7 separate regions of the Mus musculus genome follow, and regions 1, 2, 3, 5, 6 and 7 are each linked to region 4. A link is a loop called in an ENCODE intact Hi-C map of the cell type or tissue named here. Cell type or tissue: left cerebral cortex. All regions are shown on one strand. Region 1 holds the start of D14Ertd670e (DNA segment, Chr 14, ERATO Doi 670, expressed). Region 2 overlaps Gng2 (guanine nucleotide binding protein (G protein), gamma 2). Region 3 has its middle 16 kb from the start of Saysd1. Region 4 holds the start of Gng2 (guanine nucleotide binding protein (G protein), gamma 2). Region 5 overlaps Gng2 (guanine nucleotide binding protein (G protein), gamma 2). Region 6 holds the start of Gm29899 (a long non-coding RNA gene). Region 7 has its middle 20 kb from the start of D14Ertd670e.

Region 1 (4,000 bases), 140 kb before region 4:
CTAATATTACTAATTTGTATAGCTGAAAATTCCTATATTCACTTTTTTTTTTTTTTTAGTTTTGTTTTCTTTGTTTTTGAGACGGTTTCACTATGTATCTCTAGCTGGCCCATAGCTCTATACGTAGATCAGGCTGGCCTTGAACTTACAGAGAGTTGCCCACCTCTATCTCCCAAGTGTTTGGACTTAAAAGCATGCACCACCATACCTAGCTATGTTTACATTTTATCTACATGAATACTTAATATGTTTGTTTAATTTTCTCTCTTTTATTTACACCTACTGTACCTATATACCAAATAATAGTCTCAACATTCTGATTTTTATGCAGCTAATACTTTGCACAGAATCTGAAGATACATGCACAGCTGACATAAGATTCAGCTGTGTAACAACAGCTCTCAATCCTTTTGGCAACCCTCTAGCTCCAAAAAATATTTACATTATAGTTTGTAACAGTAGCAAAATTATAGTTATGGAGTAGCAGAGAAAATAACTTTATGGTACGAGATCATCACATTATGCAGAGCTGTATTAAAGAGTTGCATCATTGGGAAGGTTTAGAACCACTGGAGCTGGGCATGGTGGCCCATGCCTTTAATCCTGGCACTCAGGAGGCAGAGATAGGCAGATTTCTGAGTTCCAGGCCAGCCTGGTCTACAAAGTGAATTCCAGGACAGCCAGGGCTATACAGAGAAACCCTGTCTCGAAAAAACGAAACAAAAACAACGACAAAAACAAACAAACAAAAAAAAAATCCCAACCTCAAACAAAGAACAAAACAGCAAAAATAATTTTAGCCGGGCATGGTGGCGCACACCTTTAATCCCAGCACTTGGGAGGCAGAGCCAGGCGGATTTCTGAGTTGGAGGCCAGCCTGATCTACAAAGTGAGTTCCAGGACAGCCAGGGCTACACAGAGAAACCCTGTCTCGAAAAAACAAACAAAAGAAAAAACAAAAACAAAAAACAAAAAAAGGAAAGAGAGAGAGAGAGAGAGAGAGAGAGAGAGAGAGAGAGAGAGAGAGAGCCACTGGACAATGGTGTGAACCTTGTCCTTTGCAGGTGTCAGAAATCCATGGCACCTGGAACAGATGCCTCAGAACTGCCAGAAACCCATCAGACCACACATTTTCAAGCTGGATATAGTGATGTACCTCTGTAATCCCAGCACGCAGGAGGCTGAGGCAGGAGGATTGTAAGTTTAAGGTCAGCTTTGAGCAGCAAAACCCTGCCTGAAAAAATGAAGTGAAGAAGTACCCACTCCCCAGCCTCCACCACGCCTCAGACTTGTTAAATGAAACCTGGGCCACAGGCCTGAGAATGGCTACCACAAGCTGAGTGAGCTTCCCATTGAAATGACTAAGGTAACACTACCTGATTCCGTTGTGTGTGTGCTTAGACGGTTCTCAGCCCTTCCCACAAAGGCCACGTATCCCTTGGCAACACGTTTGAGATCTCCATGGCCTTGACTACGGTCCAGATGTGCTGAACAGAGTAATTGGCGAGTTATGTCTAAAATACCTATTAAGCTCTGCCAGGAGTGAATGTTTCAAGTTTACTCTGACGCTCATATAAATGTATCTGTGTGGTTTTGCCTTAAAAGCTCTGTATCCCTGAGCTCAGGCACCAAGAGACATTTTGAAGGGCTCAAGCCCCTCTTTGGTCTGGTTATTAATAAAAGGACTTAAAATTATTGTCTAAATCAGTATGGTTGTCAGTAAGTATCTCATGTGGATCATAAAATTGGAAGCCACACGAGATTTCCCACCCTCTGCTCCATGAGACTCAACCTCGCTCCTGGCCTTCCTCGTGCAGGAGGGGCTGCAGGGGAGGCTCCTTCGCTGAGCATTCCAGGACCCCACACCTCTCATTGAGTCCGGAGAGGTCCGGAGTTACTGCTGTGTTCCCAGCAAGGAATCCTTCTGTCACTGGTAGGAGGTGACTCTGTAGACTGAATTATGGGTGGTGAGCATGTGCCCCCATGGAAGCCTTCTGGATAAGAGAGATAGGCCCCGAAAAGGGGGTCTCTTCTGGGTAAGATGGATGGATATTTAAGGCCCTCATCCTGTTTTAGGAAGACAATATTCGACAGGAAACTCTTTCCTAGTCCCCCTTCTACACTAAATTGGAACGTAAAGAGTGGGGACTCTGAATCCTGGTTCAGTCTCTCATGTGAGGTCTGGTTTCAGTTTTGCTTGAATGAGTGACTGGCCAACTGTGTGGATTATTGAATGCATGAAAGGCAAGTCTGACCCAGAGAACTGACTGAACGTGTGACAGGCACGTTTGGGGTTTGTTTAATTGATTTCTTGATTTTGCTGTTGGTGTTTTTGTTTTGTCGGATCTGATCTGACCAACTGGTTAAAATTCTGCTGTTTTCCCGTATTCTGCCAACAGGTGGCACCCTCTGCCGATGTTAGCTCCTTGTTTTTTGATTTGTACCCCAGTGCTTCTCTTACCCGGGCCCTACAGTTGGGGGGTCTGTCCCCAGCCCTGGCCTTCTTCATGTGACAATGTCCCCCGGGACCTGGGTAGGCTGGATTCTCTGTGGGCTCTAGCGAGGGTGCGGGACGGAGCCCTTCACTCCTCTTGGCTCTAAGTGGAGCCTGGGCCTGGACAGTGGCCTTCGTGCACCGGTGCAGGGAGGGCTGCTCTCTTCACCTACTGCCCTGCCAGCTTCTAAGGCACCTTTGGCTTCCCAGCTTGAGGGCCCACCATACCCCATTCTGGATTCAAGTCCCAGCATCTGTTTTTCTGTCACATAAGACGCTTTTCCTTCCAGAGGCGGGTGGGGGTGGGGGTGGGGGGGAGTGGTTTAAAGAAGGGCATCACCCTTTCCTTGATCTCTATACTCCTTTCTCTACTTCAGATCTGCATAACTGGAAGACACAGAGTCCCTTTTTCTGATAAGCCCAAGCCCCCCACTCTCTTCTGGAATCTGTCCCATGCACCCGTTTCCCTACCTGGAATGTTTGTCAGTAATTCCTTCTGACCAGTTACTCCCAAAGGAAAAGGGATTCATGGGCATAGATCTGAATTGAGATAAAGGTTTTTTTTTGGGGGGGGGGGCTCAGCTGCTGGTATGAATGCTTTTAAAAAGCTACTCGATTTGAGGCAGTCTCTCCATCCAAATGGGACCCCAATACATATGCAGGTTCCCAGGCTGTGGACACTTGTCACCAGAATCTTATGACTGGAATTCAGGGTGCAGCTTGCCACCACTAATTTGTCTTAAACTACTGAGGCTCCTCCAGCCCCAGAAGAGTCTCCTGGGGCATTTCTTGAAGATTGGAAGAAACCTTCAGATCTTACATCTCTTTATTCATTAGCGTAAAAAAAAAAGTTAGAGTGTAAAATTTGGCTTTTGTCACTCAGTCAGCTCTGGACACCCATAAGAAAATCTCCAAAAACTAGAGGGCTTTTCAGGGATGAATACATCTCAGTCCATCAAGGTAAAAGTTAATAACTGAGACTCTACAGCAGAGGACAGGCAAAATGCCGTGGCTGCTGCTGAGCTCTACGAAGGCAAGCAAGGTTTATGCTGACTGCATTCCAGTCAGCTCACTCTGAGGCCCTACGGCTCATACTGCACTGTTCTGTATCCAAGGGAATGACCCTCAAACAAACAAACAAACCAAATTTACCAATGTAATGATGGCAATACAGGGAGTCACAGGCAGGTGGTGACTCACTCCTTTGTGGTGGTCTCGGACTGCTCTTTCTCCTTTTGGGCAGAGGTATTCTTTGAAAATTAGGTACCATTGTGATAGCTAATGAAACTCCATGTTCATGCTAGGCATCCATCTTGGTACCTAATAGCTGTTTTTCCCCCACTCAAGCTCCTAGAAAATAAATTCTTGGGAACCCTGACTCCTTAACCCTCTGCCCAGAAATGTACAACTATGGCCATCTGCTTGTTATGATATGAATAATTGCTGATTTTGGTTTCTATAACCTGCCCATTCAGACATTCAAGGACTATTTTGAAGTCACCTTGA
Region 2 (4,000 bases), 100 kb before region 4:
TCTCTCTCTCTCTCTCTCTCTCTCCTAGCCTGCAGGACTCTGAAGACCCTCCCTCCAGTATTTCTCCATTCCCAAGGGCTGTACATGAGGCACAGTGACGAAGGGAGAGGACTCCTACACAGCACCAGATAAATCTGCTATGAACAGACTCCTAAAGAAAATAATTTTCTCTGTTTTCCCGACATTTTATATTTCCAGGTCCCTCTTAAATCAATACTCATGTGGGAGGTGGTCCACAGGTCTTTGCAATGAAAGTGACCCCGTAGGAAATGAATCTGAAAATTCCATTTATTAAAACAAATACACCGTTCATGTGGGGTAAAGATGCGCACATCACATTCAGGTTTTCCTGCTTTAACATTTCTAAGCTGGGTGTGGTGGCTCATGCCTTTATTCTCGAGTCAGAGACAGGGGAATCTCTGAGTTCGAGGCCAGCCTGGTCTACAGAACAAGTTCCAGGACAGCCAGAGCCACATAGTAAGACCCTGTCTTGAAAAAACAAAAAACCAACACAAAACAAAAAAACCCAACTAAACAACCAAACAAAAAAACCCAAAAAGGAAAAACCCCACCAAAACACAAGACCCCCCATTTTCTGTTTTCCCCTCTTTAAAGACACATTCCACAGATCTTATACAGGAAAAGTGTTAAGCTCTGAACAATTGTACAATTGTTGGGCTGTGAGACAGTAATATACATATAATTCGCCATTTGCAGGAGCAGCTAGAAATAAACACCAAGGGGAAAAAAACATAAAAAAACACACTAAAGGTCACCAGCTTGATTTTCTCAAAACTCACCGTGTGAATACAAGGATATGGGAAAAAGTATGATACGTCTTCTTAAATCCAATGATTTAAATTATATTTTACCTTCGAATGTAAAAACATTTAAAATCGGAGTTGATTATTAAAAATGGTTCAGGTATTTTAATAGACACTGCATTATAAGTATGACATTAATTATTAATTCCATGGCAGATTGTAATTGTTATACAGGTATATAGAAATGAGGGCCTTAAACAGTTAAACTGAAGTTTCCTATTAGTTACCCTAAGGTAAAATTATGCTGGTGACAATGATGGTTCACGTTGAAAAGAATTAAGCTCTTTGGAGATCCAAGTAAACAAACCTTTTTCCCTTTAATAAATACAAACATCAAGAAGTCAAATCTGATTCCAGCTATAGCTCCATACTGAAGGATATGAAATTGTAAAAAAGATGTTTTCCTGAAATTTCTATGTGGAAGAGGATTGAGTTTCCTGCCTTTTTATTCTATAAGCATGCTCACAAGTCATTTGCAAATTCTGAATTTTTAATTGTTAGGCCTGTATAAGGGGCGCCCTAAAGATTGTGTTTCCACTGGAATTGCTTCAGAGATCTCAATTTACACAGAAGTCCAGAATCCTCCTCGAGTACCCCACCCCCAACCAGCACAGAGTGCCCCAGTCACAGCTGTTGACACGTGAACACAGATTCATGTCAGCTCACTTTGAATGTGTGATACTTTCAGCTGATCCCTCAGTATTGATAATTGAATTACAGTGCAGTTCTCTAAAGACTGACAGTGGTTCTTTTTGTCTGTTTTGTTTTGTTTCTACCATTAAATCTTCATGAGCGTCCCGCAAACTATAACAAACTCCTGAGGACAGAAGTTTCTGCCGGAACAGAAGTTTTCGGCTACAGAATTGCATTTGTACATTAATAATCATTCCGGTACCCTCTTCTCTCCCACCCCAGGTCTGAACTTTAATTGGACATAGTTAACTCCTTTAGCTGAAAGCCCATAAAAGAGTTAAGAGAAATATCTTACCATCTATTTGTAAAATGTGTCCTTGCCATAGGAAGTCTTTTTCCCTTCTCTTTCCTTTAAAAGTACCACCAACTTTTAAACCATGAGGAAGAGAATGGTAAGAGGAGAAAAGAAATTTTACTTGGATTTAGTGGTCTTTTAGGATCTGAAAACAAAAAGAATCGTAAGAGGCTCTCTTTGACTGGGTAGATGACAAAATGTCTGAAGGCAGCCGAGGCCTTCTGTTACTGATGGAGGAGACAACTGTCATGAAAAAAAAAACTCACTCTCAATGTCTTACTGTGGGAGGAGAGCTCTAGCCAAAGGAAGCTGTAAATAGAGTGGTGAGGCTCTGACGAACGGGGTGGAGGGCAAAGCAGGGAATGCTTTGAAATTTTGGGGGAATGAGCTGGAAGGAGAGCCAACTGCAAGGGTTGGTCGGAGCACAATTCAGGGACTTTGTCTCTCAAACGAGCATTCTGAGGCTGGCTACCTCCCTTAGAGCTGTGGCTTTATTTCTTCTGATGCTTGAGCTAAAGAGGGCCATGGTTGTCTAGCTATGAACATGGAACATGTTCTTTTACATATGCTTTCGACTGTTCCTGGGACGTGGGAACGAGATGCTATTCTGACAGTGCTTTTCCAAGTCATCGTGGATCCCTGCCTGGTCTCCAGTTGGGGGCGTGGGGGGAACTGTGCTGCCCTGGATCCTGGGTAAGTCCAAATGCTGCGGACTGGGGAAACCTGTCAAGAGATACTTCTACCACAGTTCACTAGGAGGTATTTCAGGCATGGCTAAGGCGCTGAAGTGATCCCAATTTTCAAAATACAGAGGATTTTTTTTTTCCTCCCTGGCCTCTTTTTCTCTCACTTCTCTTCTTAGCTTTACAGCTGAACAACGAAACTTCTGAATGGATGCGATGTAGGGACATGTTCATGCAATAGTACTCACAAACTATCACAGATATGGAAGCACCAGTCACAACACGTGGTTCACTTTAACTCGTAGAATCAAAACTGTCATATACAAATATTAAGAATAGTGGTAAGAGAACACAGAGAGCCGGAATTGTGTGGTGTGTGTGTGTGCGTGCATGTGTGTGTGTGTACATGTATGTATTTCTTTCTATTTTCTTGTTATTCTCATGAAGAAATCCCATGGGGAACACTTTTCTAAACATCTCAGGGTTCATTCCTGCTTGGAGTTGAGACTAACACACAAACCCAGTCTTATCCTCTCAGCCCTCTAAAAGAGAAGAAAGGGAAGGAAAAGAAAAAGGCACAAAAGACTAAACGTGGAAACCATTAAACTGGATTGTGGCTACATGGGGCGACAGCTTATCAGAGGGTATTTGAAAGACAATTCTCATTACCAGAATGTCAGCCATATCTCAGCTCAGGACACCGGCTTTAATGTTTATTTTGTTTATAAATATGAAGCAGAAATGTCTTAGAGGGACAGCAGAAAAGAAGTGATTACCATTCTCATTTTTTATACATTTCCCTCCTCCAGGCCGGTCTGCAGGGTCAGATCTCTAAAGTTGGGACACGGAATCAGCTTTCATTCTCATAAGGGGACATTTCTTTAAACATGCACAGCCCGGAGTGTCCAGGATGGTTCTCCTTCCTCTCTTTAAATGCTGTGGACGAGAAAGGCGCCCACTTTGCTAGGAACTCTACATGTATGTCCCAGGAGCCCCAACACTCTTCAGCCTCCTCTCAGAGACTTAAAGGATGGCGCAGAAGAACTTCTTCTCCCGAAAGGGGTTTTCTGAGGCTGGGACTGGGGTCAGCAGAGGGTCTTCCTTGGCATGTGCCTCACAGTAGGCCATCAAGTCAGCAGCTGCCTTGGACACCTGCAAGGGAAGGCAGAAACATCTGAGAGGATAGACAGGCACGGACCCAAACACCACCACTCAGCCACTCGGGACCCCAACGTTGGGCCCCACCACCTTGGAGCTCATCAGGCTAAGCCAGAGGACCTAAGTGAAGGACTGCGTCCCACCTGCATAAGCTCTGCTTCCAGATGTGTAGACAGGGTTGTCAGTAAAACTGAGCTGACAGAGCTGTTGCTAGCAGGTGGGGATCCAGGAGCAAAGCACTCAGGGCCTCAAACAAAAGAGCCACTTAACTCAGGAATCACGCAAAAGCCAACTCTCTCCTTATACTTTTGTACCATGATACCTCAGGGGCTGCACCTGAGTCCCAG
Region 3 (4,000 bases), 90 kb after region 4:
AGGCCTCGGGCTAATGTCTTCCTTTGGAATAGGTTACAACTGGTAATATGTTTAGGGTCGGGGCCTAGAGTCAGCTTTAGAATAGGACTAGGGTTAGCATTTAATTTTGCTCTAGAGTGGTGTTAGGGTTGATACTAAGTTTAGCATTAGGCTAGAATTAATGTCTACAGTTAGTTCAGCCTACAGTTAGTGTTGCTGCTGGGACTAGGGTGAGAGGTGGGACAAGGGGTAGGGTTCTAAGGTTAGGGTTAGACTCAGACTATGTTTAGTTCTAGAGGGGAGGTTATGGTTGGATTAGGGTTAGGATTGGGTTTTAAAGTGGTGTTAGGGTTTTTGTTAGGGCTAAGTTTAGAGTCCGTGTTGGTCTCTAGTTAGAATTAGGCTATGGTTATGTTATTCAGGGAATAGAGTTATGAGTCTAGATATTGTTCTGCAGCAGTTCAAGACAGGGTTAGGCCTTGTTTTAGGAATAGGGCCAGGCTGTGGTTATGGGTAGGTTGCAGTTTAGTGTCAGAGTTGTTGGTATTATAATTAGAACAATGGTTAGCTTTTGCTAGGCTTAGGATTAGAGTTAGTGCTAGGGGTAGTGCTATGACTATGGTTAGGGTCAGAGCTAGGGTTAGTGCTAGGGTTAAGGTTACCATTAGGGCTTGTCTTAGTGTTAGTTATTGGGGTGGCTTTAAGGCTGGGATTCCCAGGGTTAAAGTTAAGTCTAGGGTTTGTATTATTTAAGTTTATTCTTTGAGTTCATGTTCAAGATGAGCCAGACCTTGGAAAGTTTGGTTTAATGTTTAAACCTTAAACCATCATTTCGTTGCAAGATTTAGATTTAGGATTGGTGTTAGCATTTTTCTCAAGCCTTGGAACAAGTTTAGAGTTAGATATTGTTTGGGTGAGACCTATGGATAGAGTTCTTTGGTTATGCTCATAAATAAAGCTAAGGATTTTAGTATTGATAAATGTAGTGATATGTTTAAATTTAGGGTCAGGTATCATTATAGATATTGCTAGTGTTACAGCTTTGGTTGCAATAGTTTTATGGGTATTTCTAGGGTTGTTTGTATCAGGTTTCTATGGTTTGCTATTTGGTCTTGTTCTGTGTTAATTTTATAGTTAGCACTTATATGAAGAGAAGAATATGTATTGTTTAAGAATGGTGTTAGGTTAGGGTTACTTTCAGGTTAGGGTTATATCTGGCATTTGTGCCAATGTTAAGGCTAAGTAGACTTAAAGATGGAGAAAGGATAGGCCTATAGTTATGGAATAGACTACATTTAAGATTAGGTCTAGGTTTAGCATTGGAATAGGACTAATCTAGGTTCAGGTTAGGGTTAGACCTAAGTTTAGGCTTAGGCTTGGGTTTAGACTATTGGTTATATTAGGTATAGGGTAGGTTTGGGTGTAGGATTAGCATTAGTGTTAGTTTTAGGATTAGCATTAGGGATAGGGATAGTCTAGATTCAGTTATAGCTACGATTAGAATTGGGTTAGACACAGGGTTAGAGTTATGGTTAAGGTTGAGGCTGCATATAAGTGATCTACTTGCTGATCACAGTGATCATTGTGCCTTTCCTCATGCCAGGCCTTTACTCTGACACTGTGAACTGTATCCCTCAGAAACCATAAGCTTGACGAAATGCTTTCTTTGATATAAAAATAGAATTTGTAATTAGACACAAAAATAAAGTGCCAAGCCCCATGTTACCTGTAACACTGTCAACTTGAAGCAGCCATGTAGAGACAGAATGGATAAGTGCACACTCGAGGCCAGAACCACCAGGGACACTGCGGGAAAGTACAGATTTCTGTGCGCAGGTGACAGCACATTTTGAGAAGACAGAATGGCATTTGCATGTGTTTGCATCAATGCACATGTGCACGCAAGCATGCATGTGTACACACACTGCAATAAAAAGTTAAAACATAAAAATACATGCTATCATACCATCTGCAGATAAAAATGATTTACCTCTTCTTTTTCTAACCCTGTGCCCTAACTAAAGCCTTCAGTATAACACTGATATGCTAGGGCCCCATTCCATCTTCTAATTCACAGTAGTGAGAGGGCTTGAAATATCACCTTCCTCCATTCTTAACACAGCGTATAAAGGCAGTTCCCACTCAACAGGTAGGGAAAGGAAGGGAGGTGTTTCTGCGACCTCTTCTGGCAAAAGGTCTTCATATATTTGGCCTTAGGAAGTGAAAATGTGCATACCAGGTATGGGGTGCCACCTTGTGGACATAAGAATTTAGTGCCTCTGAGCAGCATCTTCTGCTGCTTTGTCCACTCTTAAAGCTGATGAGATAAAGGTGGGTCGCCCTCACCACAGCACATTTTCTCTCTCACACAGAAACACAGCTGTCGTAGTGTTCTACTGCTGTGAGGAGCTGCCATGATCGTGGCAACTCTTATAAAGGAAAGCATTTCTTCTGGGGTTTTGTGGGCCTGAGTACCAGAGATTTCTGTGGAAATCTCTGGCCAGGCCTGGTGCGAGGAAGCGAATGCGGTCAGGGAGGGGTAATTGCTTCCCCGCTTCCGGGCCTCCGTCTCCGCCATGCAGTAATTCCATGCTACCCTGCACTGAGTCGGGTCAGGCTGGGCTGATGAGAAGCCGACTAGCCAGTGAGGAGTGCGGCAGGGCCTCAGGCGGCGCTTCAGGAGAGTAGATCTCAAGTGTTACAGCTCTTAGGACAAAAGTCTTGGACGACAGAGTAGTTCTCCCACCCCTAATCCTTCTGTATAGGATTCTTATATACAGTTTTGAGATGGGTAAGGGTCTGACAGCAGGTATTTCTCATTGGTTTGGTCTGAGAGCTTTGGGGAAACCTTATTTGCTTGTGGGAGGGCTTGGTGCTATTCCTGTGATGGCCACGTACCTCTCTCTGCGGGGGTGGGGGTGGGGTGGGGGGAGGCTGAAGCTACAAGACAGGAGTCAAGGACCCAGGAGGCGTGGCCGAACACATGCCATCCCATGCAGATAAAAGTCACCACCCATAGGGTCGCCGGGGTTCCAGACCTTTGCTCAACTTGAGACCAGGCTGTCTGTGCACAGCCCACCGCCCCACAGGGTTTGTTTACAGTTCAGAGGTTCAATCCATTATCATCATGGTGGGAAACATGGCAGCCTGCACATAGACATGGTGCTGGATTTGAAAAGTTCTACATCTAGATCTGCCAGCAACAGGAAGAGAGAGTTACTGGGCTGGCTTAAGCATTTGAAAACCTCAAAACCCACCCCCAGTGACATACTTCCCCCAGCAAGACCCACCTCACAATAGCGCCACCCCCTGGAGACCAAGCATTCACATCTATGTGTCTATGGGAGGCATTCAAACCACCACATTCCACTCCCTGGCCCCTACAGGCTTGTAGCCACATCATAGTGCAAATGTGCGTTCAGTCCAACAAGTCTCCATAGTCTAGGAAGGTCTCAACACTGTCTGCAAGTCCAAAGTCCAAAGCCTCGTCTGAGACTCACGGCAATCTCCTAACTTTAATCCCCTACAAAATCAAAATAGAAAAGCAGACCACATACTTCAAACATACAATGGTACAGAATATAAATTACCATTCTAAAAGGAAGAAACGGGAGCACAGTAAGGAAAGAATGGACCAGAAAGACCTAAAACCAGCAGGGCACACTCCAAACTCTGTGTCTTCGTGTCTGATGTCAAAGCACTCTTCAAATCTCCAAGTCCTTTCAGCTTTGTTGACTGCAGCACACCTCTCTCTTGGGCTTGTCCCACCCTGTTATTAGCGCTCCTTGGCAGGTACCCCACAACTCTGCCATCTCCAATGTCTTGGGGTCTCCAAGGCTCCCCCTTCACAGTTCCATGCAGGAACACCCTTGACACATGTCTGGCCTCAGCAGCTTTCCTTAACTTTTCTATCCTTGACTCCAAAGTCAGAGCCAAGTGGCTGAAGCTGCCCCTCATTCAATCAGCTTTCTGTTTTCAATGGTTTTTCTTCACTTCCTAAGCTTGTCTATTCTGGAACTCA
Region 4 (4,000 bases):
TCATCTGCGAACACAGGCTGTAGACGAATCAGTATGAAAGGAAAGTCCTGCCGTCCTTATAGCCCAGAGGCCCAGCTTCCTATTTCAGTTAGGGACACACAGTGCGATCACCAGACTCTAGATCTAGCCTAGGTCTCCATCCAGAAGAATGAAGCTACATATTTCACTTTAGGATGCGATGGGGACTTTAGAATCCTGAAATGACTCGCTTTGATTAAATTCAAGAAAGCCTTCCCAAGAGCCCATGGTTACAGCAACTCCTACACATGCTCAGGAAAATAGAAATTTATTTCTTCAGTGTCCATGAAAGCTTCCTGTCTCAGAAAATGCACCGCTACTCGACAAATTCTGAGAAGCTAAATGAATTTCATAAAGGTGACAAAACAAAACTGAATCTCAATTGTGTGGCTTCTTCAACTGACAATGGTTTTATCACAAAAGTACATATTTTCTCCACTGGTATTATTTGGACCTTAAAAAAAGAAACTTGTATTTTAATAATTCATGAGTATTCAAACATGCCATTTTATTGTTTTCATTCTACCACACGAAGCTCTTTCTTTGCTTTGAAAAACTATCTCCTTTTATTGTATATAAAAAAGTAAAAATCATTTTAATCAATGCTTTCTTATGCTTAACTACACTTTTGTTGAAGATTTTTTAAAAATTATGACACAGTTTATTAAACTGTTTATCCTACATGTTCTGCCAAAAAAGCCCATAATCTCAGTTCAAGCCTGTTAGACCTCTTTATTGTACTTTTATATATATCACTCATAAACGCAAACCAGTTACTATCCCAGACTCATTATCAGCATCCAGTGCTTAAGAAAATTTACAGAATAAAAACTGTGTTCTGATTGTATTAACTCAGTGTACAGCATACACAGACAAGGAAACAAACCAGCTCACTTCGATATTATCTCTGTCTAGAATTAACAATCGTTTTGATCTAGAGATGGATAAAATTCATACAGGCATAAAATCCATTTACACACCGGTATCCGATTTTCAGCAAGTTATAGGCCGGCCATGGTCCTTTAAATAAGGATGCAACTTTAGGGTAAGACCTACTAACAAATGGTAGCAGCAAGGAGAGGAAGACACTAGTTCCTTAGAGGTAAATACTGGCCCCTCGCTCTCGAAATGCGAGCCTTTGTTGGTAAAAATCTATGTACAAAAGAACCCAACATCCTCACAGCCAAACCACAGCCATAATGTTGCAAAGAGACGGCTCACCGAAATACATACGTATATGAGTGTGCTTAACATCTTTCACCACTTACACCCCAAAACAAGGGTCTGCCACGCTCGGGTGCCCAGACTGCAGCTTCGCACCCCAGCTGACTGCAACTCAGCCCTGTCGGTCTGCTGAGCCAGCTAAACAAACCACTTCTTACATTCAGCTTGTTTTCCTAAACACTGAGGGTGGTTCCCCACACCCTGAACAAAATGTGTCACAAATCTGACCATCGTTCTCGAAAAAAAAAAAAAAAATTAAAATCCCATCTTAATCATTTCCCCCAAGCCTGAATCAATGTTCCTCGCTTCCCTAAGAAATCCACCCCAAAACCCACAAGCATGGTCACTTCATCTCAATTCAAAAGGAGCTACATGGAAAACGTGTCCTTTACCTTGCTTGGCTCCGGAGGCTTGGTTAGAGAGCAGCTTCCCCTGGCGGAGCAGATGGGTGGTGAGGTCGGCCCGCCCAGCCCAAGCCCAGCCCAGCCCAGCCCAGCCCAGCCCAGCCCAGCCCAGTCAGCCCAGCCCAGCGCAGCGAAGCCCTGCCCAGCCCAGCCCAGCCGTAGTAGGAGTTGCCCACCGAGAGGCGTCGTGTGTCTGTCTGTATAGCAGCCCCTGAAGCCCAAGCCTGAGTCCCCACCCAGCTTTGTCTTCAATCCTCATTCCTACAGGAAGCAGCTCATCTCCCACTTCCTCCTCTCTTAGTATCGGGTAGCAAGCCAGCTTTCTCGTTTGCTTCTCCCACCACTTCAGGGCTTCCTCTAAGTGGCTTTGTCTGCTGCTGATGCTAATTTGGCTCTAATCCCCTGGACCCCTTTTTTCCAGCGCCCTTCCATCCCCACTGCACTGTCTTCTCAGTCCTTTTCTTATCTCCCAGCGCTCATCTCCCAACAGTGTCCACACAGTGCCTCAGTGGGTTTCCTCAACACCCAAACTGCTTTCTCATTCTGAACTGAAGCTACTGTATTTATTGGGCCGGCGTAGACTCTGGTCCTGAGATCCGGGGCCAGCCAGCAGCGCCTTCTAATTTACGGCCTATCTGCATTCCCAAGCAGCTTGCAGCCTCTTGCTGCCGAGTTTTTCCTCTGTGGCCAGCCAACCTTTCCGGAGCTTCATTCCCCCAAGGTCTCCCTACCACTGAGATTTTATTTAACCCATATGCTTAGAAAATAATGGCACCCGCAGGACTTCTGGGACGTGTGAGCTAAGCCAAGTCCTGCAATGCTGAGGTAGATCTAGCAGTGAGAACAGTCCGAGGAGAGTGTGAATGAAGGGAGGGGTGTGGTCTGAGTGGCCCGGATTCCCAGTCCAGCCATAGATCCCCTCCTCTACCACCCACCTAATATTGGTAGGGCTGAGGGGCCTCTTTTGCCCTTTGTTTCAGACAATAGGATAGTGTCATGAATAAAGAGAACCATTGTCAGTCTGTCCTCCAGAGTTAAAATCTGAGCTGTCATTCCTGCCTGTAAACTTAGACAAATGACTTAATGTCTATATGCCTCAGTTTCCCCACTTGCAAAAATCATACCATATTTCACAGTGGAAAAATCTGAGAAGGAAGTAAGACCAGACAGATACGTGGTGCTTCAAATAGTTCCCAGAGCAGAGAAAATACTCAATTACATACTATCGGTTATTATTTACAAGAGACTGAAACTCAGGTGACAAGTGGCTCGGACAGTCAACAGCCGGTCGGACACCAGTGTTTGTTCCCCTGGCTTCCCCCAGTTATGTTCACAGCTGAGCCCTGATGCTTGTGGCAACAATTTACCCCAGGTTTGAGTTATTCTTTCTCTGGATTAAGGAAGCACTTTGGGGGAAGGTACATTTTAAACACCAGCAGGGCAGCGAGGAGGGAATCCTTGCTCCTGAAGGGAGGTGATGCATGGTAGTCATAGCTGCAGTTTCAGTACTGTAGCCTGAGACAACAGAATCACTTTGAGCTCAAAGCTCCTCTGAGTTACATGGTGAGACCCTGTCTCAAATGTAATTAATAAATAAATCCATCCTCTCTCAGAAGCCAGGCCTAGAAAGCTAACCTTCTCAAGCATTAGAAGCAATCTGCTACTGTATTTTGAAGGCCCTGTCCTACCTTCACTCACCAGGAGGGAATCTGACAGGAAAATCTAGATTGATGCAGGCTCATCAGCTGTGCCTTCCTCGCACACCCTGGGGACTACCGAATGTCATTCTGGCAGGCGCAAAAGTTACTCTCAGTGAGTGTTCTCAAACAATCCCAAGATTCCTTTTGTTTTGATTTCAAGTTCCATGAAGTTTCTCAGAAATCTTTTTTTATTGTAAGAGACCAGAAATGTCCAACATAAAGTATATATACATACATATATATAAAATAGTGTGTGTGTGTGTAATGCTAAGCCTAAGGGGGGGGGGAGGTCTCAAAAGTTTGGGGAAATTATAAAAACAAGACTTTGGTCAATTTTAAACCAAATTTTAAATCTTTACTTTTAATCCAGCTAAGAGACTCTCCTTCCCTCCCTCCCTTTCTCCCTCCCTCCCTCCCTCACTCCTCTCCATGAGAAAGGGGTTGGTATTTCTATTAAGTTTTTATTTAGAAAAAAATCTTTTAAACAAGAAATCACTAGGAATTTGTGCCTGCCTCCTAACGTATCCCCTCTACTCTGGTCATAAACCTCCCAGGAGATTCATCTGCCGGGCTCCAGGAGAGACCGACCAAACTCCTCAAACTAAAAACCCAGATTTTAAGATGTCCCCTTCCTGTCATTAGCCTCATTGATTT
Region 5 (4,000 bases), 73 kb before region 4:
GACTGCACTCTAAATCAAATAATGGTATCACATGACTCTGCCCATGGCAGAGTCTCATGGCAGCTATTAGTCTTGCATCCCTTCCTGCTACCAGTTGGCCACTTGGACTTGGAAATAGCAAATTAGTGAGGGATCTCTCAAATCAGCACACATGTGTCGATGCATCAAGTGTTACCCCTTCTCCTTTAACACTGTCAAGCCCCAGGGTACCTGGATTAGAATCTGCTATGCATCTTCACTCATTCGGCCCCAGCCAAGTATTTCAACAACTGGGTAGTCACAAAGGTCTTTTTTTTTTTAGACTCATGGTGTCTTTGTTTCCTTGCCTTTCCTCACTTTTGAGCAGCACTAAGAAGGTTTGAGGCACAGAATGAAAACAGATGGGGCAGGGCACACACAGTATGTGTATATATGGTGTATATGTGTCCACACCAACAGTATGTAGGAGCTTAGACACAGAAGGTGCTGAACAATCATGGGTTCTACAGGTCACTGACTTGTGTGTAAAAGACAGGGAAAACCAAAAGATGGGAAGCAGAACAGAGAGGGGCAAGAGGAATGCTGGGGAGACACAGCAAGAGAAGACATCCTATATCATCCTTAGTGAGGTAACCCAATCACAAAAGAAGTCATTAGATATGTACTCACTGATAAGTGGATATTAGCCCAGAAACTTAGAATACCCAAGATACAATTTGCAAAACACAAGAAAATCAAGAAGAGGGAAAACCAACGGGTGGATACTTCATTCCTCCTTAAAATAGGGAACAAAATACCCATGAAAGGAGCTACAGAGACAAAGTTTGGAGCTAAGACGAAAGGATGGACTATCCAGAGACTACCCCACCTGGGAATCCATCCCATAATCAGCCACCAAACCCAGATACTATTGCATATGCCAGCAAGATTTTGCTGAAGGGAGTATAGCTGTCTTGTATGAGGCTATGCCAGTGCCTGGCAAATACAGAAGTGGATGCTCACAGTCATCTATAAGATGGAGCATAGGGACCCCAATGGAGAAGCTAGAGAAAGCATACAAGGAGCTGAAGGGGTCTGCAACCCTATAGGTGGAACAACAATATGAACTAACCAGTACCCCCAGAGCTCGTGTCTCTAGCTGCATATGTAGCAGAAGATGGCCTAGTCGGCCATCACTGGGAAGAGAGGCCCCTTGGTCTTGCAAACTTTATATGCCCCAGTACAGGGGAACGCCAGGGCCAAGAAGTGGGAGTGGGTGGGTAGGGGAGCAGGGCGGGGGGAGGGTATAGGGAATTTTTGGAATAGCATTTGAAATGTATATAAAAAAATATCTAATAAAAAAAGGGATACAGGAAAAAAAAAAAAGAGAAGCCATCCTAGGTAGCCTTAGGGAGTTCACAGGTAAGCTGGCTAAAGAGCAGGCTTGATGATAAGGAAATAGAAATCTCTCAAGAGTAGTCCCTAGCCCTAGTCTGTCTTCTGGCTCTACTCTTTCACTAAGGGACAAGGAGTTCATGTGAGTACATTTCACTTGTACACCAAAAGTTTGCCATGTGTAACAGTTGGGCCAGGTTCATTCCAGCATTACCCTACTTAATCCTCAGCACTACCAGGGGAAGTTCGAGCACTAGCTCCCTCCACCCCCCCACCCCCCCACCCCCCCGCCACCCGCCCCCTAGTGAGAAAAATGTTCCTGTCTGCCTGGGAAAGACTCTCTTTAGATGTTTCTCAAGTCACATCTTCAAAGCACCAGTCTGGTCCTAATCTGGGGTCTGTGGCACATGTCTACTCGTCTGCACACACATAAAATTCATTTCTTATGCTCTGTGGGGCTCTGTAGCTTCCAGGGGAGCTCATGTGAATGAAACCAACAACCAGACCTGCGATCGGGCTAAAGGGGAAGAAAACAGGCCCAGAGAATGACTTCAGACTCACACTTGTATTTCCATGGGAAGGAAGTGCCTCTTAGGGAGGGTGAGAAAGCACATCCCAGTGACTTCCTTCCACTCTGCAGGGGGGCTGACTCCGTGGTGTGGACAGAGAGGAAGACTCTGCATAGCTTCCCTGCAGGTGGCCGGGGACAGAAATGACAGCATTATTTTGAAAGCATTCTCTTGTACAAGATGGAGCCTTCCTTGTGGACACGGGCTAGCTGATTTTCATGGCCTTCATGAAAAACATAGGCCTCAATAAAAGTGTTCCTTTCAAAATCACCAATTTTGTAAGATGAAACAGAAGAGGTTGTATTGCCAGGCTAAGATGGCATATCAGCTTTCAGTTTTCATCTGAGCTTCAAATAAAGCCCTGGTTGTCTCAGTAAATGGTATTCTGGATACTAGGTAAGCCTTGTTCCCACCAAGAAAAGATTAGTATTCTGTAATATATATGTTGTTTTTTTTTTAAACTTATTATGTGTATGGAAGGAAGCCTTGATCACAAACCACAGGATTCTGAGGTCAGAGAAATACAAACTAGTTTCTATGGCAATGGCTGTTAACCTACTGATGTCTAATCCTCTGTAGCAGCAGGCAATGGGGATCTGAAGGCAGCATGTGGCCTTCTGCTTCCTTGAAGAGATTATCTATTGGCTAATTAATTTCTTTATAAGAAACTGGAGCTTCATTCTTAAATCCTCAACAAATTCCAAACCTGAACCCGCTTCCTGGGGTTTGGTAGACTTCCCTGGCTGAGCTTCCTACGGAGGCTCCAATGTTCATGCTGGCTTACCAAAGGAGACAAAGCAGCTGGTCAACAGAGATGCTGGGCTCTCCAAGTGTGACCTGGGGCTCTTCCACTCACATTTGCTTTCATTTCTGAATTGCCTGGGAGTTCCCTTGATGCAAGTGATAAACAACACAAGACCGAAAAAGCATGCATCAGGAGACAGGAGATTCTAGTTGGCACAGGAGCTTCCAGCTATGACAGGGTGGAAATGCCAGTCTTCCTAGGGCCTCTCTTGCTTAGCTATAAAGTGAGCATTGCACAGGTGTGCCTAGCCTTGCAGCAGTCCATTGTAAATTATAGAGTGCTGTGTGAACTACGGAAAACAGTAACTACTACGGTTTACGGAACCACCCCTGCGCATGGTGACCTAAAAAGACTATATAAACATCTACATTCTGTACAGCAAAGAGCATGGAAAAGAAATCATGGACTGAGAAAGGCAAAGGAGAAAAATCTGTGAACTCCAGTAATAAAGACTTAAATAATGAATGAGAATTTAGATGGTTCGGGGGAGGGAGCTGCCAAGGAGAAAGTAAGGAAATCTCCATGTCTACCTTTGAAATTTCTAATTTTCATGATCAATCTGTCAAAGAGATGACGGTGATCATGTCATGATTTTAAATTATCAAGGATTTATTGAGTGCTTAGCGGGTGGCATCCAGAGGCAACAACCACGTAGTCTATTTAAAGTTTCTATGGGAACCAGCTGCTAGGCAGATTCTAGAACACGCTGTGAGCTTTCTCAATGATGCTAGAAAAACAGCTCCTCTCACTGTTCCCTTCTGCAGGGCAGACCCATGTCCACAAATGGCCTGTGTAAAGGTTTCCTTGTACCACAGGATAAGCTGGCAAGCCTCCCAAGCAGGCTTGCGGAATTGGCTGCTGTATCTCTCCTCAGGCCTGTTTCCTGTATGCAAAGGTCCAGCAGAGCCCACAGCAAGTGTTTCTGGCAAGAGAAATGCTGCCTGCCCTGGGCCCACATCACCAGCTCTGGTCTTCAGCCAAGTTCTCTGTTCTCCCAACAATGTAGCTCGTGCCTATAGCAGCGGCTGTAGTGATTTTGCATCCACAACAGTCTAGAAACCTGTACCAGGATAATCCAAGCCTTTTCTCTGACTTTTTGTTGTTGTTTGCTTGCTGACTGGTATCATCATCATCGTCATCATCATCATCATTACTATTTGGTTTTTCGAGACAGGGTTTCTCTGTGTAGCCCTGGCTGTCCTGGATCTCACTCTGTAGACCAGGCTGGCCTCGAACTCAGAAATCCACCTGCCTCTGCCTTCCAACTGCTGGA
Region 6 (4,000 bases), 270 kb before region 4:
CCTTTTTGCTTATTTGGGTTTGATTTTCATTCCTGATACAGTTGTAGACACTGCTGGAGTGTATCTCTAAGTTGTGATATGTAAGGAGCTCATACTTTATTATCCCAGGAATATTTTAATCTACTTGCCATTTTCCTCTGAAGAACTGTGCCTGCCTCCAATCCTTCTGCCAGATCAAGCGTCACCGTTTGTTCAAGTTAATAAGAAATGGAGATGTGATTGAAAATCGAACCTAACCAGTTGTACAGTCTGATGGCTGTCTACATCAAACTTTCTCTCCACTCTGAGATAAGAGTGTTCTCAAGGGACTGAAGACATGGCTCCGTGGTTAAAGGCGCTCACCCACTTAGTGGCTCACAACCCCAGTTCTGAGGAGTTGTGAACCCTCAGTTCTGGAACCCTCTTCTGGTCTCTGTAGGCACCAATCACGGCATGCAGACAAAACAGTCATACATATGAAATAAAAATAAATAAATCTTTCAGTATGATTTCAATCTCAGTGTATCTCTGATATTTAGATAAAAATCAGAAAAAAATAGAAACTTTTACTTTAAGTGCCTTTAGGAGCATTACCACCAAAGATCTTGATCTAAGTCCTCCGCACCCATCCCCAGCCTCAAGTGGTCACAAGTCCTTTTCAAGAAGAAAACACTTTTGAAATACCAGCTACTCAGCAAACAGAAGCGGGAAGACTACAAGTTCAAGGCCAGCTTATCTACAGAGTGAGTTCAAGACCAGCCTGGGCAACTTAGTGAGACTCTCTCCAGAGAAAAGACAAAGGATGCAGTTCTGGGATACAGTGCTTAGCTGGCGTGTGCGGGATCCGAATTCAATCGCCAGCATTCCGAGAGAACAAAGCAAAACGCCTAGCTTTCCTTTCCACAAAACACAAAATTAATGCACAATGGCTCCTACATAAAGGAAACGAAGGGGGAATGGAACTTGAATTCTAGTGGAGAAATTTTATATCCAAGCAAATCCCTTTCAAGCCATGATTAGGTAGGTGCTCCTGTCAGCACAAACCGTGGTCCATAGTTACTCAAGAAGAACCACACTTTCCCAAGTAGGGTGTACAGCAGAAAAGCAAGGCCCCAAGGAAGGGAAGAACTTACCTGACCTGCGTCTCTCTGTGGGAGAAGGAAGGATGGACGAGAGGTCTATGCTCCAAGTCAAGGCTAATCCTAGGAAAAGGTGAGGCAGCCCCTCTGCTGCTCTGTGCCCAAAGGTGTGGACAAAGTTCCTGTTCTCACAGCTCTCTGCAGTTGGGGAAGACCCACCAAACAGGGTTTGCAGTGTAGAGTGACTCGCACCAAAGACCGAGAGCAAAGGACAGGGTACCATGGCCATGTCTTCAGCAGCCAGGGACATCTGAAACGATCTGGTGGTGAGAGAAAACTAACTTAGAAGAAGGGAGTACTTTGCTGAGCCCTCGGAAAGCGGCGGAGGCAGGCGAAAACAAGTGAAAAAACGGTTTTCTCCAGTATTTTAGTCACAGAAGGACCCAACACAAGCAAATGTGGGAGATGTGGCTGTAAAATAACAGGTCGCCGCATCCCCATGGAAACCACAACCTAAGGAGAGCCCTGTTGTTGCCGGCTGTACTGTGGGCGACCCTCCGCTAGGGGGAGGAGGATAACACGCAGGCGGTCTCCCAGCGGGCTCCAACTCATCCTGATCTGTGTCGGTTGTCCATCATCTCTCAGAAGAAGTTGTAGACGAAATTACTGTGTGGGCCACTGAGCAGGAAGGTTGTCTAGAAGTATGTCTTCAAAATATACTTCCCAGATTCCCGGAGGCCTTGATTCATGACATGGGGTCCTGTTTTCTGTGTTATTTGCACCTTTCTTTGCCTACCTCCCCCTCCCTTCCCCTCCCCTTAGCCCCCTCCCCCTCCCTCTCCCCCTCCCTTCCCCTCCCCTTCGCCTCTCCCCCTCCTCTCTCTCTCTCTCTCTCTCTCTCTCTCTCTCTCTCTCTCTCTCTCTCTCTCTCTCTCTCTCTCTCTCTCTCGGATTTAGGGACTTGGGCTTAGGATATAATTTTCAAAATGGCCCTAATTATATTTTTTGTCATATGTACTACATATTTAAGTGAAGCCGTGTCCTCAGTACTGACGATTGATTATAAGATCAAACTATCGATCAACTCTGTAAACGTTTAAGATGCTCCACATCCTGCTGACCATCTTGGTATAAAAACCATTACCTCGCAAATTTGTTTCCATCTTTACCAAATGATAAATTATATATGTACGCAAAAGAATCACTTTAAAATAAACTTCCTTATTAGTATGTGATGCCAATTTTATAAATTTAGCCATGAAATTTTCCTGTCACTCGAGGGAAAGGCAGCCCTGGACTTGAGACCTAAAAGGGACTTTTTCCAGTTTCTCCTCTAGAGGGCGCCAGAGGTCTTCTGCCAGCCAGGGACGGTGACCGCCACCAAGAACCTCCTTCTGCAGACCTGGTTCACATTGCTGCCTTCATTCTGTTTCATCTTAGTTTCAGGTAGAAGTGGACAGACAGGAAGAAATAACAGAGAAAGACATGTAAGCAGCTCAAGACTCTTTAGGGCTTAAGAGTAGTTTCTAAGATCTGTCAGCAGAGTCTCTGCCTCTCCTCCTGTGTTTCCCTTTGGCACATCTCTTTAACAGCACTTATACCCATAGAGCCCTTCTGATTTCCAACCGATTTTCCCAAGTATTATGTCCTAAGGGCCTCAGACTTCTGTGAAGACAGCAGAGAAGGCTCAGAGGCCCGCATTGCCTTTGGCAAGCAGGGTTGTTTTATTTGGGACACTGAGCTGGTAGAGACTCCCCCACTCAGCTAAACCAGGACCAGCTCCATTTGTGTATGAGGAGGATCAAGGAGCCAGCTTTGGGGTGGGGCCTGAGAATGAGCCTTCTCAACCACTAACCTCAGATGCTACCAGTCCAGAGACTGAGAACGGCTTTAACACACACCACATGCTTGCTAATTTGATCCACGCCCTGTAACTGGATGGGTGTTGTCCATGCCTGTGGAGGGACTCACCTCAATGGCCAGTCTGTTTCCCTGCTGAGGAAGGTTGGTAAGTGTAAATACTGGGTTCCAGGGGCACATTCACAGAACTTGGTGCTGTCCAGAGCAGGCTCAGGGCTTCTCTGCTCCTGGGGCTGACTGTCTTTCAGAGGTTTCTTTAATAGCAGGCAGGGGTGCTTGACAACTGTTCCTTGGACGGTGTTTCCCATTTAATGGGGCAGGAGCTGGTTTGAGCCTATAACTGGGGAACTTACCCCGCTACAGCTACGTCATGGTTTCCCTCCCCGTGCATCAGTCTCTGCCCCCCCCAACCCCCCAGCACTGAGTAAAGGGTTTCCTCCTCCACACAAGCTACTTAGGAAGCACGCTTATTTGAGCTTTACATGGACTATAATGTAAGGAAACAGGAAAAGAGGACCCTCCCTGTTCTCATCTATGGCATAGTGTAGAGATAAAAATATCCTTGAGTGTATCTAAAATTATCAGAGGAGAAACAGAAAATGCCAAATTTCACCTCTTTAGAATTCTCTGTGTAAATGCTGTTGGGTTTCCAAAAATAGTAAACTTCAGCCTGCCTCAAGAGAACTATTTTTTTTTTCTTTTAACATTGTCTCAATGAGTAACTGCTAGAGCTATAAATAAGATCCTGGCTTCAAATCCTGTCGCCAGCTTAAAGGAATTTACAGTCAAGTCCCCACTTGTTCATAATTAACTACAGTATCACACCAGGCAAATCAAAGTCCACACACACAGTGCGGGAGGTGGGGGAGAGGAGCTCGTTTTCACCTAGGGAAGACGAATGACAGCCATAGAAGAAGAGGCATCATCCTGTCTCTAAATGGCAGGAGGACTTTGTATAAGCCTTCCAGACAATGGAAGCCATGTGGGCGAAGACTCAGGTAGGTCCTTTCATCTGCAGACTGTGCAGAGCCTATGAGTGGAGTGAGCGCCACAGCCGTGGCACTGACGACAGAAGAGCAGTT
Region 7 (4,000 bases), 120 kb before region 4:
TAGTCATAGCTGTCCATTTCTGGGTGGTGGTCACTGAATCAGGGTTACTGGGAACTTATCTTTCAGGGAGTGGAGTCAGAGACAATGGCTGGCAAGTACCAAGATGAATGCTTAGCATATAATGGAGTTTCATTAGCCACACAGAGTCATTTTGATGGCCCAAGCTTTCCTCACTACAGTCAAAACCTCTGAAAATGAGAGCCAAATAAACCTTTCCCTTATAAACTGTTATGCCAGGCATTTTGTGATAACAACACAGTTTGACTAATATATCCACTAAGGCACTGAGGCCTTTCCATCCACCAAGCCAGTTTCTTAGTGAAAGTCCTTGGTCTCTGCTATCTCAAGCAAAACGTTCCAACTATTGGTCCTTTTGCATCCACTTATCATCATGCAGCTGGGGTGAAAGTCTAAGTACCAAGTCAAATCTTGACACTTTTCGGGGCTCAGTGATGCCTCTGGAATGAAAAAGTCTGGAGAGCCTTGCTAAGTAAAACAAATTATGAATTTTGTTTTATTGCAGAAAGTTATGGGAGGTTTCTGAAGAGACAAGTATTTGGTACAAAGGAGATTTGCTCCAGAGGGACAAAAGGCAGCAAATTAGAGACAAAGATAGAAGATAAAGGACAATGGAGAAGGGGACAGGAACAAGAGATGGGGGAAGGAGTATTAGCCTGAGAAGGACAAAGGACTGCCTCTGAATAAAGAGGAGACAGACATGACCCATAGGCAAATGGCAGTTTGTAAAGGTAAAAGGGGAAATCCCATGTTAAAATGAGGTGTTTAATTTTGACTGGGCATGTTAATTGGAACAGCCAAAATGGGGCTTTTGATCTGGACTTTAGTATTTTGATAGCTGGACCTTGGTAGTTAGCCTGAGGAGGAGGAAGTGGCCAAATAAGGGAATAGATCTTGGTAGTTAGCTTTAGGAATGTAATCTAAGGGTTTTTAATAAGGCAGAGGAAATGGGGAAGGGCAAGGCCTGCCAGAGCCATGTTTGCCATGCCTAGGCAGGCCACAGTCACTTCAGTTTGTTTTGTTAAGTCACTAACAAACAATTTATACTTCTAGATTCATAACTTTGTTGTTTCCAACAGTTATACATATTATAACACAGTCCTTAACCAGTTCCAACCAGGCCTGCCTCTCCCACATTAGAGGGGCTGTTTACAACCTAACAAGCAAACATCACTCTGCCCCTGCTTGCACGTGACCATCCTTCCCAAGGCTGTGAGCAGCAAGATCACCTGTTCATTAGCAGGGTGTTTTGGGAGCTGTGCTTAGGAAGGCATTGTTGGCCAAGGTTTCTCCAGCTTCTCTAGCTTCCCTTAGACTTGCTACTCATTTGCATTTAAAGGGAGTATAGTTCTCTCACTGGGTCCCTACAGTGGCGATTCTGAACATAGCTATAGCTCTTGTCACCCAAAGTGAAGTAACTTCAATTAAATTATTTATATGTATTTATCTATCATATATGAATTTTAAGCATGAATAATACATAAATATAAAATAATACGGTGTTCTAACCCCATGGCCAGGCATGGGAAATCTCCCTTTCAGTTGTTGATCAGGGGATTCCAAGAGACACCATCCCCAAACCATCTAGGGTATTGTCATAATCCTTGGTTATCACCTTGAAATTGAAGGTAAGATCTCATTGCTGAAGATACCACATACTTCAGACACAGAAGTATGACTTTCATAGTGTGAGAAGGTACTGTGCAAGCAGACGAGAGAGAGAGGAACAATCAATAATCCTACCCAGGTGGGGTGGGGGAGGTGAGGTGGAGTGGAGGGGTAGGGACATCTTCTCGGAGACAGGGGTGGGAGGAGGGTGGTGGGAGGGAGAGGAATGGGATGAGGAACTGTCAGAGGGTAGACCAGGAGGAGGATAATGACTGGACTGTAAAAAAAAAAACGATTAAAGATAATAAATTAAATAGAAAGAAGGAAAGGAAGGAAGGGAGGGAGGGAGGGAGGGAGGGAGGGAGGGAGAGAGAGAGAGAGAGAGAGAGAGAGAGAGAGAGAGAGAGAGAGAGAGAGAGAGAGAGAGAGAGAAAGAAGTGTCCTTCTGAGAACAGGCCAGTAGAGGGAGCTTGTAAGAAAATATTTCTGTCTAGGAGCTGGAAAATTCCCACCGAGGAGACTCCGTGATTTTAATTATTGTAATTAATGGTAAATTCAAGCAGACTTACACAGGACACAAACCAGAACAGCCACAAATTTGCGGAGGTGCCAAGTGCAGGAAGCCCAGTGGAGAGCCTTCCAAAGTGCTATTCAAGCTCCGGGTTCCAAGCCTCATTCCCATTACATAATTCAAAAATCTGTGGGATTTAGGATGTGCAGTGTTTAGGTTCGTCAGAGCTATCTAAGCTTTCTGAGAAATTATTCCCAAGTAGAAAGTCAGTGCTGGCTGGGAGCTGTGAAGAAGCTGTTGTTCTCTAGACTTTGCCTTTCTTGCAGCTTGAAGACAGGGAGCAAGAATGTCACACTGATGGATGAAACCATCCAAGGAAAATACAGAAACTGCAATTTGAGTGCTAAGTAATTTCCATGTCAAAACTTCTCTTTTGATACATATTTTTGGTTGTGAGCCTAGCCTTTAACGGCTGAGCCATCTCTCCAGCCCTTGATACATATTTTTAATAAAATCTATCTATCTATCTATCTATCTATCTATCTATCTATCTATCTATCTATCACTGTTGTTGCTATTGTTGTATACAGAGTTTCTCTGTGTAGCCTTGGCTGGCCTAGAACTTACTCTGTAGACCAGGCTGGCCTCAAACTCAGAGTACCTCTGCCCCCTTGGGTGCTGGGATTAAAGGTGTATACCACCAGTGCCCTGCTCTTTTGAGAATTTTAATCATTATACTACAAACACCAGGTGAACTTGGCTATGGCTTTGGTTTGTTAACCCCTGATCTAAACCAACACTTAGCCCAACCTTCGAACTTCATCTGCAGTGTCTGTGTTTCTCTTCAGGAATACTTGGATAAATATTTGCTTCCTGGGCCCATGTAGAGATAGTCACCTCAAAAACAAACAAAACCCCAAACAAGAAAATTAAAAACAAACAAACAAAAATTAATCAAACAAACTACACCCCCCCACACACACACCACCACTACCACCACCACATTTCTTTGAGCACTCCAGAAAGAGAGGCAGATGGATCTCTGTGAGTTGGAGGCCAGCCTGGTCTACATTGTAAGTTCCAGGACAGTTAGTACTGTGTAGAGAGACTATGTTGTGGTAAATCTCCTCCCAAATATGCCCCGGCAATGACAACACAACTCAGTTAATATGAATACAAGCCATGCGCCTAGATTGGGCAGATCTACCGCTACACTACCATCTTCTCCTGAAAGTATAACAACGTAAAAACAGAATTCTAGGCCTTTAGGCCCAGGCTTGGGAATGTGGCCTTTGTAAAGGTATGCTAATCATAAAAGAGATAGCGACATTCCTCTACCCACCTGCTTCCTGGGTTCAAAGAGTGCTCATTCAAAGAAAGTCACCCTGGCCATTACCAGAACCTGCAATGCAAATGTTCTATTGTTAGGGGCTCTTAGAAGCTGTCTTGAGAGTTAACAATTACCAGGTATTCCTTGTGACTCTTGTAACTTTACACTTCCTTGTGACTCTTAACTGGTATCTTTGGTATCTTCCAACAACGCCCTCCCCACTTCCTTGAGTTTCTGGTTTCTTCCTTTAAATACCCCCTTACCCAGCTACTCGGAGCGCCAAGGTCCTCTACCCTGTGTGGTGTATGACCATGGGCCCGAGAGCGCTCTTGAATAAAAATCCTCTTGCAATTTGCAGCAAGACCCGTTTCTTGTGGGTGATTTTGGGGTGTCGCCTCTCCTGAGTCAGAATGTGGGGGAGCCCTCACATTGTGGGTCTTTCATTCCATCTTATCAGAACTTGAACTTAGAACTTGCAGTTTCTCCAGGCCATGTGCTTCTGCTCTGCTTTTCTTAGTCTTCTTCCTCCTCTA

What was found. A loop is a pair of places that touch in the nucleus more often than their neighbours do. Peaks named below come from ENCODE experiments on the same cell type or tissue, not always from the same donor. Only the 100,000 strongest peaks of a DNase experiment are listed, where the experiment ranks them.
Region 1: it touches region 4 in a loop (2.7-fold over the local background); 14 of 42 quality-filtered maps call a loop at or near these places.
Region 2: it touches region 4 in a loop (2.1-fold over the local background); 4 of 42 quality-filtered maps call a loop at or near these places.
Region 3: it touches region 4 in a loop (5-fold over the local background); 20 of 42 quality-filtered maps call a loop at or near these places.
Region 5: a loop joins it to region 4, with 9 times the contacts of the local background. A loop is called at or near these places in 2 of 42 quality-filtered maps.
Region 6: a loop joins it to region 4, with 2.4 times the contacts of the local background. A loop is called at or near these places in 5 of 42 quality-filtered maps.
Region 7: a loop joins it to region 4, with 11 times the contacts of the local background. A loop is called at or near these places in 13 of 42 quality-filtered maps.

What each region holds. Positions count from the first base shown.
Region 1 is chr14:19,837,622-19,841,621 of GRCm38, forward strand. It overlaps D14Ertd670e (DNA segment, Chr 14, ERATO Doi 670, expressed), which reads left to right and starts at 1,304. Exons shown (of 3, transcript NR_105025.1): 1 at 1,304-1,366. In left cerebral cortex, a CTCF peak has its summit at 2,400 (motif pointing right); a DNase peak (open chromatin) is centred at 2,399; H3K4me3 peaks cover 707 bases.
Region 2 is chr14:19,872,289-19,876,288 of GRCm38, forward strand. Gng2 (guanine nucleotide binding protein (G protein), gamma 2) reads right to left here. Exons shown (of 4, transcript NM_010315.4): 4 at 271-3,647. The coding sequence ends at 3,519. Among named protein-coding and RNA genes, the nearest start is that of D14Ertd670e, 35 kb to the left of the region's middle. In left cerebral cortex, no CTCF peak of the experiment used is centred here; DNase peaks (open chromatin) are centred at 2,138 and 2,415; H3K27ac peaks cover 534 bases.
Region 3 is chr14:20,065,299-20,069,298 of GRCm38, forward strand. No RefSeq gene overlaps it. Among named protein-coding and RNA genes, the nearest start is that of Saysd1, 16 kb to the right of the region's middle. In left cerebral cortex, a CTCF peak has its summit at 2,229 (motif pointing left); a DNase peak (open chromatin) is centred at 2,214.
Region 4 is chr14:19,975,324-19,979,323 of GRCm38, forward strand. Gng2 (guanine nucleotide binding protein (G protein), gamma 2) reads right to left here and starts at 1,926. Exons shown (of 4, transcript NM_010315.4): 1 at 1,635-1,926. In left cerebral cortex, CTCF peaks have their summits at 1,660 and 1,864; DNase peaks (open chromatin) are centred at 29, 1,240 and 1,801; H3K4me3 peaks cover 2,333 bases; H3K27ac peaks cover 2,214 bases.
Region 5 is chr14:19,902,247-19,906,246 of GRCm38, forward strand. All of the region lies in intron 2 of Gng2 (guanine nucleotide binding protein (G protein), gamma 2), which reads right to left. Among named protein-coding and RNA genes, the nearest start is that of D14Ertd670e, 65 kb to the left of the region's middle. In left cerebral cortex, no CTCF peak of the experiment used is centred here; DNase peaks (open chromatin) are centred at 2,002 and 3,586; H3K27ac peaks cover 1,639 bases.
Region 6 is chr14:19,704,238-19,708,237 of GRCm38, forward strand. Gm17030 (a long non-coding RNA gene) reads right to left here. Exons shown (of 4, transcript XR_874388.2): 3 at 1,113-1,378. Gm29899 (a long non-coding RNA gene) reads left to right here and starts at 3,766. Exons shown (of 4, transcript XR_874386.1): 1 at 3,766-3,916. In left cerebral cortex, CTCF peaks have their summits at 1,623 and 2,397 (motif pointing right); DNase peaks (open chromatin) are centred at 1,601, 2,411, 2,860 and 3,667.
Region 7 is chr14:19,857,234-19,861,233 of GRCm38, forward strand. No RefSeq gene overlaps it. Among named protein-coding and RNA genes, the nearest start is that of D14Ertd670e, 20 kb to the left of the region's middle. In left cerebral cortex, a CTCF peak has its summit at 2,124 (motif pointing right); DNase peaks (open chromatin) are centred at 2,177 and 2,237; H3K4me3 peaks cover 401 bases; H3K27ac peaks cover 547 bases.